2 separate regions of the Mus musculus genome follow, and region 1 is linked to region 2. The links are chromatin contacts, found by Hi-C in ENCODE. All regions are on one chromosome and are shown on one strand. Each heading gives the region's core, a stretch centred on a gene start or an enhancer-like site at or near the end of the contact. The rest is flanking DNA. Distances are from core to core; before and after follow the strand shown.

What was found. Hi-C counts contacts between places; a loop is a spot of excess contacts on that map.
Region 1: a map of v-Abl transformed pro-B cells shows a loop between it and region 2 (2.3-fold over the local background). The contact joins two enhancer-like sites. A Hi-C loop is called at or near these places in 2 of 37 maps with a recorded cell type or tissue (gastrocnemius and v-Abl transformed pro-B cells).

Annotation. Positions count from the first base shown.
Region 1 is chr9:40,728,413-40,732,780 of GRCm38, reverse strand. The region is part of intron 1 of Clmp (CXADR-like membrane protein); the gene reads right to left. Among named protein-coding and RNA genes, the nearest start is that of Clmp, 45 kb to the right of the region's middle. RefSeq lists an enhancer at 374-3,004. Within about 2 kb of position 1,985, at least 1 of the 3 ENCODE cell types and tissues checked has a DNase peak (open chromatin) inside an H3K27ac peak, as active enhancers do.
Region 2 is chr9:40,419,358-40,423,424 of GRCm38, reverse strand. All of the region lies in intron 1 of Gramd1b (GRAM domain containing 1B), which reads left to right. All of the region lies in intron 1 of Gm51668 (a long non-coding RNA gene), which reads right to left. Among named protein-coding and RNA genes, the nearest start is that of Gm51668, 4.4 kb to the right of the region's middle. Within about 2 kb of position 2,609, at least 1 of the 3 ENCODE cell types and tissues checked has a DNase peak (open chromatin) inside an H3K27ac peak, as active enhancers do.

The DNA of each region.
Region 1 (4,368 bases), core at 736-3,235, 310 kb before region 2:
CCAATGTTCTGATGTCAGAGAAGACATTAAATTTAGATGCTTTTCTCTTGATCATCTGTCTTTTGTTATAGGGACCTGGCTAAGAACATGGAGGGGTAAAAGGAAAGTTATTATTATTTTTAAAAATTTTTTATACTTCCTTTAGAAAGACTTCTCCTTTCCACCTCCAGCAAGTATTATGAATAGTTTTTTTTTTCTTTTGCAATAACATACTGAGGGGATTAGGTCATTCTTGGTACACAGGCCAAGAGGAGCCAATGGGGGTTTAAAGCAGGGGGGCTTTAAGTCTGAGTCTGTAAAGCTAGCATATGAGCTGTTAGCACTGTGACAGATGCCACACAGGGAGGGAGGGAGGGAGGGTTTGGTGTCGTGGAGACCAGCTGCAGTGTATCTGAGGGTCACATTAAACAACGAGCTGTTTTTGATCCTCTGAAATTTTCTGTTTCTGAATTATCTCAATAACAATAAAATACCTGGGGAGATGATCAAACATCTTTGCGTTGTTTATATAGATATTCTAAAAAATAAGTTATGTCTAGGGAAGGGAAGAGTGAGTAAGATTCAAGGTTAGTTCCCAGCACCTACCTTGGGTAGCTCACAATCACTTGTAACTACATCTTCAGGGCCCCAATGGCCTCTCTTGGTCTTTGTGGGTGTCTGTACTCCTATGCGTATGTGCGCGCAAACACACACACACACACACACACACACACACACTCACACACACACACTCACACACACACACACACACACAATTAAAAAATAAAATGAACTTTAAAAAAAAATTAAGTTATGCCTGTAAAAACCGCCAACTCTGTTTTATAAAGCCTGTTTACTATAGATGTTGTGGTCAAGGCTAAAGACCTGCAATGAATGTCCCAGAGAGCTCAGAACCCTGGCTCCTCCTTTAAACATGGATTCCCCTTTCCTTAGCCCCTCCCTTCATAGCAGCCCAAATCCTGAACAGGCTTTCCCTGACACCCGGGCTTTCTTACTTTCTGACTTCCACTCCTAGTTTCCCCGCTATTCCCCTGTTCCCTTTCAGCTTACTTGCCATGTTGTTTTTCTGTCAAACTTTAATAATAAAATTGTTCTAGAGCTTCCTTCTGAGTCCGTTTTAAAATTCTTTTATTAATGAGACTAAGAACGCAAAGGGAGATCGCCGTTTCCCTGGCAACAGATATTTCAGGAATGCAGACCAGGTATGGGGTTGTGGAAGAAGTCTGCAGTAAATTTCTACCTCCAGTGTAACATTTCATGGCTGCAGCCCAGGATACCGCGTTCAAGAAATACCGAGTGCAACGTGAAACCCAAAGGGTTCTTTTAGTAACTTACAGTAAAAAGAACTGGGCTTACGGGCTGGAGAACGTCTTTTGGCTCCCAGCGTGACAGGCTGCTAAATTAGACTGTCAGGGTTTGTCCTCCTTCCAAACCAAGTAAGTCAACCGTCTGTGCCCACCTTCCTGAGTCCCATGTGCGTTTCTATTCAAATCCTTCTCTAGAAAATCAAATTAGAAAGCTCAATTTCTGTAGCTCACAAAATTGTGCCCCACACAGAAGAAGGAACCGGGAAAGATTCCGAGTAAGAGACAGGCTGGGGAGATGGCCATCTGCTAAGAACCAGCGGTCTCTCCAGGGTCCCGCTCCGGTCATCTGCTGGGTGTTTGATTTGGCAAGAATCTGCAGAGAGGGCGCGGGCCTTCCTATCCCTGGAGACTCAAATTGCAGCAGCCCGAATTCCCGTGCCTCCTGCAGCCTGCAGCCTCCCTCCCGGAGCTGCCCTGCCATGGCCGCAGTTTTATAGATCTGCAAGGCAAAGATCAGAGCCACTCCCGAGGGTGGCCACCCGGGCTGGGCTGGGCTCCTCCCTAAACAAAGAGTCGCAGAACTCTCGGAGCTGCAGGGCTTCTGCGCTGGCGGAAGGCGCCAGGCTGGGTGATTGAAACCACATGTGCGGGAGGTCTGCGACAGCTGGGGGCAGACACCAGGGACCGGCGGCGGCCGCTGCTGCTGTAGCCTCTAGCGTTTCTTTAGTCCCTTGGGTTTCCAGCTAGAGCGACTGAGAGCACTAGACCACAAGCATCCTGGGAGGAGCACTTCCCCCAATAACAAAATAATTAGAAACCCCGAGGCCTGGGGTCTCTGCTTCCAAATGTACTGGACAGCATCAGACAACTTCTTGGTTTCTCAGTTGTGAAAAAGGCCCTAATTACCCTCCCAGGACACAGCAAAAGGGATGAGTCGTATTTGTGGGTGTGACGTCAATTTAACAAGGATAGCCACTACGCACGTGCACACGCACACGCGCGCGCACACAGGCACCCCAAAGTACTATTGACACTTATAAGCCTTTTTGAAGGTTTCACATACTCTATTGTTGTTGGGGTTTTTTGTTTTTGTTTTTGTTTTCGAGACAGGGTTTCTCTGTGTAGCCCTGGCTGTCCTGGAACTCACTTTGTAGACCAGGCTGGCCTCGAACTCAGAAATCCGCCTGCCTCTGCCTCCCGTGCGCCACCACGCCTGGCTCTCTATTGTTGTTGTTATTGCTATTATTATTATTTAGATTTATTTATTTATTTACTATATGTAAGTACACTGTAGCTGTCTTCAGACACACCAGAAGAGGACATCAGATCTCATTAAAGATGGTTGTGACCCACCATGTGGTTGCTAGGATGTGAACTCAGGACCTTCGGAAGAGCAGTCAGTGCTCTCAACCGCTGAGCCATCTCTCCAGCCTTATTATTATTATTATTATTATTATTATTATTATTATTACTACTACTAAACACTAATGTCTTCCTTGACCCAGGCCCTTCAACCCTCTCAAATAATTATTATTTTTGTTCTTGTTGTTTTTGTTCTTTGAGACATGGTTTCTCTGTATAGCCCTGGTTGTCCCAGAACTCATTTTGTAGAACAGACTGGACTTGAACTCAGAGAGCAGCCTGTCTATGTCTCCTGAGTGCTGGGGTTAAAGGCATGTACCACCACCAGCAACAAAATATTTTTTAGATTTACTTTTAGTATTTTATGTGTACAAGTGCTCAACATATTTGTACTTGGTACCCGAGGAGGTGGTCCTATGTGACAAGTAGGGCTCTTAACCACTGAGCCAACTTTCCAGCTCATAACTGTTATTAATTTTATAAATAGTTTCCCCTGTGTGGTCACAAGTACCAGCGTATGCACACAGGGGAAGATGAGCCTATACATTTAACTAAATGGGTATTCGTATGTGCGTGTTTGTAAGTCATTACAATCAGTAGTAAATTTTAAAAGATGTATTAACTTTTCTTTTGCCCAAGTGCCCGAGTGCATGCACACAGTCGATTGCGTAGTGCTCTTGGAAGTCAGAAGAGGGCTCAGATGCCCTGCATCTGCAGTTACAGATGCTCATGGGCCACCGTGTGGGTGCTGGGAACTGAACCTGGGTCCACGGCAGGAGCAGCGAATGCTTCTAACCACAGAGCCCTTTCTCTAGCTCCAGTTCTTGATAGATTTAAATACTTTTCCTAGACTATAACAAAGACTTACTTTTTACTCTGTGATTGAGTTTCTCATGTATCATGAGAAGGAGGGGCAGGTATGATAGAGGGATGAGCTAGGGAGCCCTACTGGGCCAAAACAGCAACAGCTCTTTCCACCAGCCCTCCGCACACTTTGTATGACCTGGTGCTGAGAATGCTCTCTCTCTCTCTCTCTCTCTCTCTCTCTCTCTCTCTCTCTCTCTCTCACACACACACACACACACACACACACACACACACACACACACACACACACACACAGTGCTGGGCTCAGCCTAAGTCCTTGCACACTCTAAGCAAATGTGCTCAGCCCTTTGCATTTGGGAGACTGAGGATCAAAGTGTTTCCTGGCGCATGAAAATGGCGTGAGATCCACTCATATTTCTCTACACAGGTCTATATTATGTAAAAATATCAAGATACATAACATCCCCGGGTCCAGAAATCCTCCCTATGCTTGGTTTTAGTCATCTTCCAAATCAACATTCCAACTTTCATTAGTATAGATTCATCTGACCTGCTTTGAACTTGAGAAATTATATGAAATTTAAATGCATTATGGTCTTCGGCGGCTTTTACTCAGTCAGGCTGAGTATTTGCAACAGAACTGGCCAAGTCTTCAAAGCCTGAGATGCTTATCAGAGGGTCCATGACAGAAAAACTTCGCAAACTTCTGAGATCCCAAATGGTTGTTTTGTTTTGTTTTGTTTTGTTTTGTTTTTTAACTCCCTGGGAGCCACCTTGGAGAAGAGGTTCAGAAAGTGACTGGACATTAGATGTAAAAATAAAAGAACAGGAACTGACAGGAGCTTAGAGTGTCTCGACTCTACAGACGGTT
Region 2 (4,067 bases), core at 1,360-3,859:
TCCTATGATGGTAGAAACTAGGGGGAAAGCCGTGTGCTGCTTCAGCTAAGAACAACGGAAGGGAATTGGAGCTGAGACAAACTCTCTTGCCCCTTTCTCAGAACCCATCCCAGGAATGCAATGGGGTGAGTATAATTCTTTTAATTGGTGGGATCAGAGGTCTAGAATTCTTTTTGTTGTTTGTTTGTTTTGTTTGTTTTTTTTGCAACAGGGTTTCTCTGTGTAGTCCTGGCTGTCCTGAAACTCACTCTGTAGACCAGGCTGGCCTCAAACTCAGAAATCCACCTGCCTCTGCTTCCCAAGTGCTGGGATTAAAGGTGTGGGCCACCACGCCCGGCTAGAGGTCTAGAATTTTATTGTGGCTGAAGAGTTCTTTGATCTTTGTAAAATAATAATAATAACAACACAGCACAAGGCATTGAATAGAATATTTCTTCTTTCCTCAGCCATAGTCCAATTCTCTGTGTTTGGAGTAGCATGTATTGTGATTGGCATGGAGATCTGAAACTCATACCATTCGATAGGAAGAGCAAACAGTGGGCAGGCTCAGCCTACTGCCAAGTTTTGCTCCTGGTGTGTACTTGAAGAGCCTCAGTCCTCCCTGCCACCCTCTGATGAACGTCCTGCTAAGTACGAAGCACAGCTCCTGCCCTTTCATGATGGAGCTCTAGGTCATGCCTTTGGCATGTGTGTAGGACAGCGGAGGGTTGGCAGTAGGAGGCAGCGGGTGGTTGTTGTGATGGCCTCTTTGTTTCCGTCTCATTCTGATTGGCACCACCAGATCTCAGCATTGGTGCTTCTGTTCTTGAAGCAACAGTCGCAGATGGCCCCTTCTGTGCCCTGGAATGTTGAGTGGGATCCTTTCAACCCTGGTATCAGGAAAACGTGGAGGGACAAGGAGGCAAGTACCCAACCTATGTTGATTTGAAAGCACTCAAAAAAAGGAGTCTTTCTGAACGGGCTGGTGGGATAAGCGTGCCCTTTCACCACCCGGCAGTGTTAGGCACTTAAAATGGAAAGAAATGACAATTAAAATGGGCCTTTCACTTTCAAATGATTATTAGTTATAGTAGAAGATACAGTGAAGTGAAGTGATTATCATGTATATTTTTTGAGACACAGTTTTGTTGTGTAGCCCTGGCTACCCTCAAACTAGAGTTCTTCCTGCCCCTGCTTCCCAAGTGCTGGGATTACAGACGTGTGACACCATGTTTGTCTGTGAAGCAAATTATTTATTAGAATCCATCTAAGCATGCCAACCTCGAAAAAGGCCATTTCAGGATGACACATACTAGAATGTAGGCGATAGCCATCCGGAAGACTTCTTTCCTGAAGATTTTAATTTGGATGAATAATGGAAGACATAATATCTACATACATAGTGTGTCTACTCAGTGCCAGCCTGTCTTGGGAGTTTTAGTTGAACTCCTGTAACACTCCAATAATGTGGATGCTATTTTGTAATATGGAATATCTTTTTTTCCCTTTTTTTAAATTAAGTATTTTCTTCATTTACATTTCAAATGCTATCCCAAAAGTCCCCTATACCCTCCGCCCCAACTCCCCTACCCACCCACTCCCACTTCTTGGCCCTGGTGTTCCCCTGTACTGAGGCATATAAAGTTTGCAAGTCCAATGGGCCTCTCTTTCCAGTGATGGTCTTCTATAACATATGCAGCTAGAGACACGAGCTCTGGGGGTACTGATTTGTTCATATTGTTGGTCCACCTATAGGATTGCAGACCCCTTCAGCTCTTGGGTACTTTCTCTTGCTCTTATATTGGGGGCCCTGCGTTCCAGCCAATAGCAGACTGTGAGCATCCACTTCTGTGTTTGCCAGGCACCGGCAGAGCCTCACAGGAGATAGCTATATCAGGGTCCTTTCAGCAAAATCTTGCTGGCGTATGCAATGGTGTCAGCATTTGGAGGCTGATTATGGGATGGATTCCCAGGTGTGGCAGTCTCTAGATGGTCCATCCTTTCGTCTCAGCTCCAAACTTTGTCTCTGTAACTCCTGTGGAATATCTTCTAAGGATTGAAATTGAGTGTACTAAGTGGTCCTCCACAGAGTTAAGATAGAAGCAGCCAAACACTAGAACCTGGGGCTCAATCCTTAGGCCAGCGTTGCCCCGGGACAGGGATCACTGGGTATACTGAGCAAAAGGAAGAAATAGAGTGAGTTTGGTACAGGTCAGAGGAGTAAACTCAAAGGCGGGGACACGAAGCATGGGTGGAGTGGAGCTACAGGTAAGGAGATGAGGTCGCTGCAGAGTGACACAGCAGTCAAGCTCGGAGTTGTTATTGTTAAGATAAGAGTGTGACCTTTGCTCCAAAATTATGTGAAGCCCCAAGTGTGTGTGCGCGTGTGAGTGTGCGTGTGAGTGTCCAAGCATGTGCACATTAGGCAAAGCTCTCTAACCACTGAACTCTGTCCCTGGGCTAGTCCCAGGATTTTCAGCCAGGGAATGGCCTGCGGCAATGGAATCACCCTTGTCCGGGATATCACTGTCTTTGTGGAGGGTAGGCTGGAAAGGGGCCCAGACTGGCAACAGGAAAAGCAGTTGAGAGCCCATTAAAGTAATCTGGGTGTAGAGTGCTGCGAGACAGGTCTGAGCAGCTGGGTGAGTGACGAGTAGACCATGGGGATCTGGGAGACAGAGGGAAGTGGAGTCCGCCAGCCTTGATCTCATAGTGAAATACAAAGAAAGGAGGAGAGACCCTGAGGTCAGCGATGGACCTGCCCACCACAGAGTCCTGTTCCAGGTTAAGAGAACCCTGTAAGATACGATAATAGATACAAGGGTTGTGGCCATTCATTGGGTGTTCGTTTACTGATTAGCAATCCTTTTGTTAATGTGTATACATTATCAGGTCCTACAGTCTTTGTAAGGAGCCTTTTCACTTTGGTCTGAACAGGCAGGCCATGGGAATCGAGAGAGGACTTAGCTTGCTTCTCTGAGTTGCTCAGAACACAAGCGGCAGAGCGAGAATGTCAATCCTTGGTTGAGCTGGAAACTTCTTACACTAGTGCTGCCCAGTAATACTCTCTGAGAAAATGCAAACCTTCTGGCTGCCCAATACAGAAGCCACTTCTTATGGATAGTGAATACCTAAAGGGCAGCTAAGGACTGCATTTCTCATTCAGTGAAAGTCACACAATATGTGACTGGTGGCTACTGTCAACTCAGCTATCTGCTCTGCCATCTTTGGGTGTTCTCTGTATTATCTGTCATAAACAGGTGAAGGTCACCCCCTACCCAGATGGACTGCAATGGATTTTCTAGTTGCTTTTAATATTTAAATTATATTCACTCATTTATTTATTTGGTTCTTGGGGCAGGGTTTCTCTCTTTAAGATTTATTTATTTATTAATGTATATGGGTGTTTTGTCTGCGCATATACCTCAGCACCACCTGGATGCCTCATGCCAGCAGAAGCCAGAAAAGTGTATCAGGTTTCCTGAAACTGGAGTTACAGATGGTTGTGAGCACCATGTGAGTGCATGTTAAAGCACCCATTTTATTTTTTTAATTTTTTAAAAAAGGAATTATTTATTTACGTTTATGACTATACTGTAGCTGTCTTCAGACACACCAGAAGAGGGCATCAGATCTCATTATTGATGGTCGTGAGCCACCATGTGATTGCTGGGAATTGAGCACAGGTCCTCTGGAAGAGCAATCTGTGCTCTTAACCGCGGAACCATCCCTCTATCCCCCAAGCACCCAGTTTATTATGCTTTGACAAAGATTTAACAGCCAAAGAGCAGTGCCAATAGCCATGAAGAAAAGTTAAAATAAGATTTGAAGGAGACCTGCCCCGCCCCCGCCTCCGCCTCCGCCTCCGCCCCCGCCCCCTCCCCCTTTAAAGAACAAACATGGAACCTGAGCCCAGTGCTGCCTATAATTTCTGCTATGCAGGAGGCGGAGACAGAAGAATCTGGAGTTTGAGGCCAGCCTGTGCTACATAGTGAGATTCTGTTTAAACAACATAAAACACAGCTAGGCATGATGACTCACACCTGTAATCCCAGCATTGTAGAAGCAGAGTTAAGCGGACCCTTGCA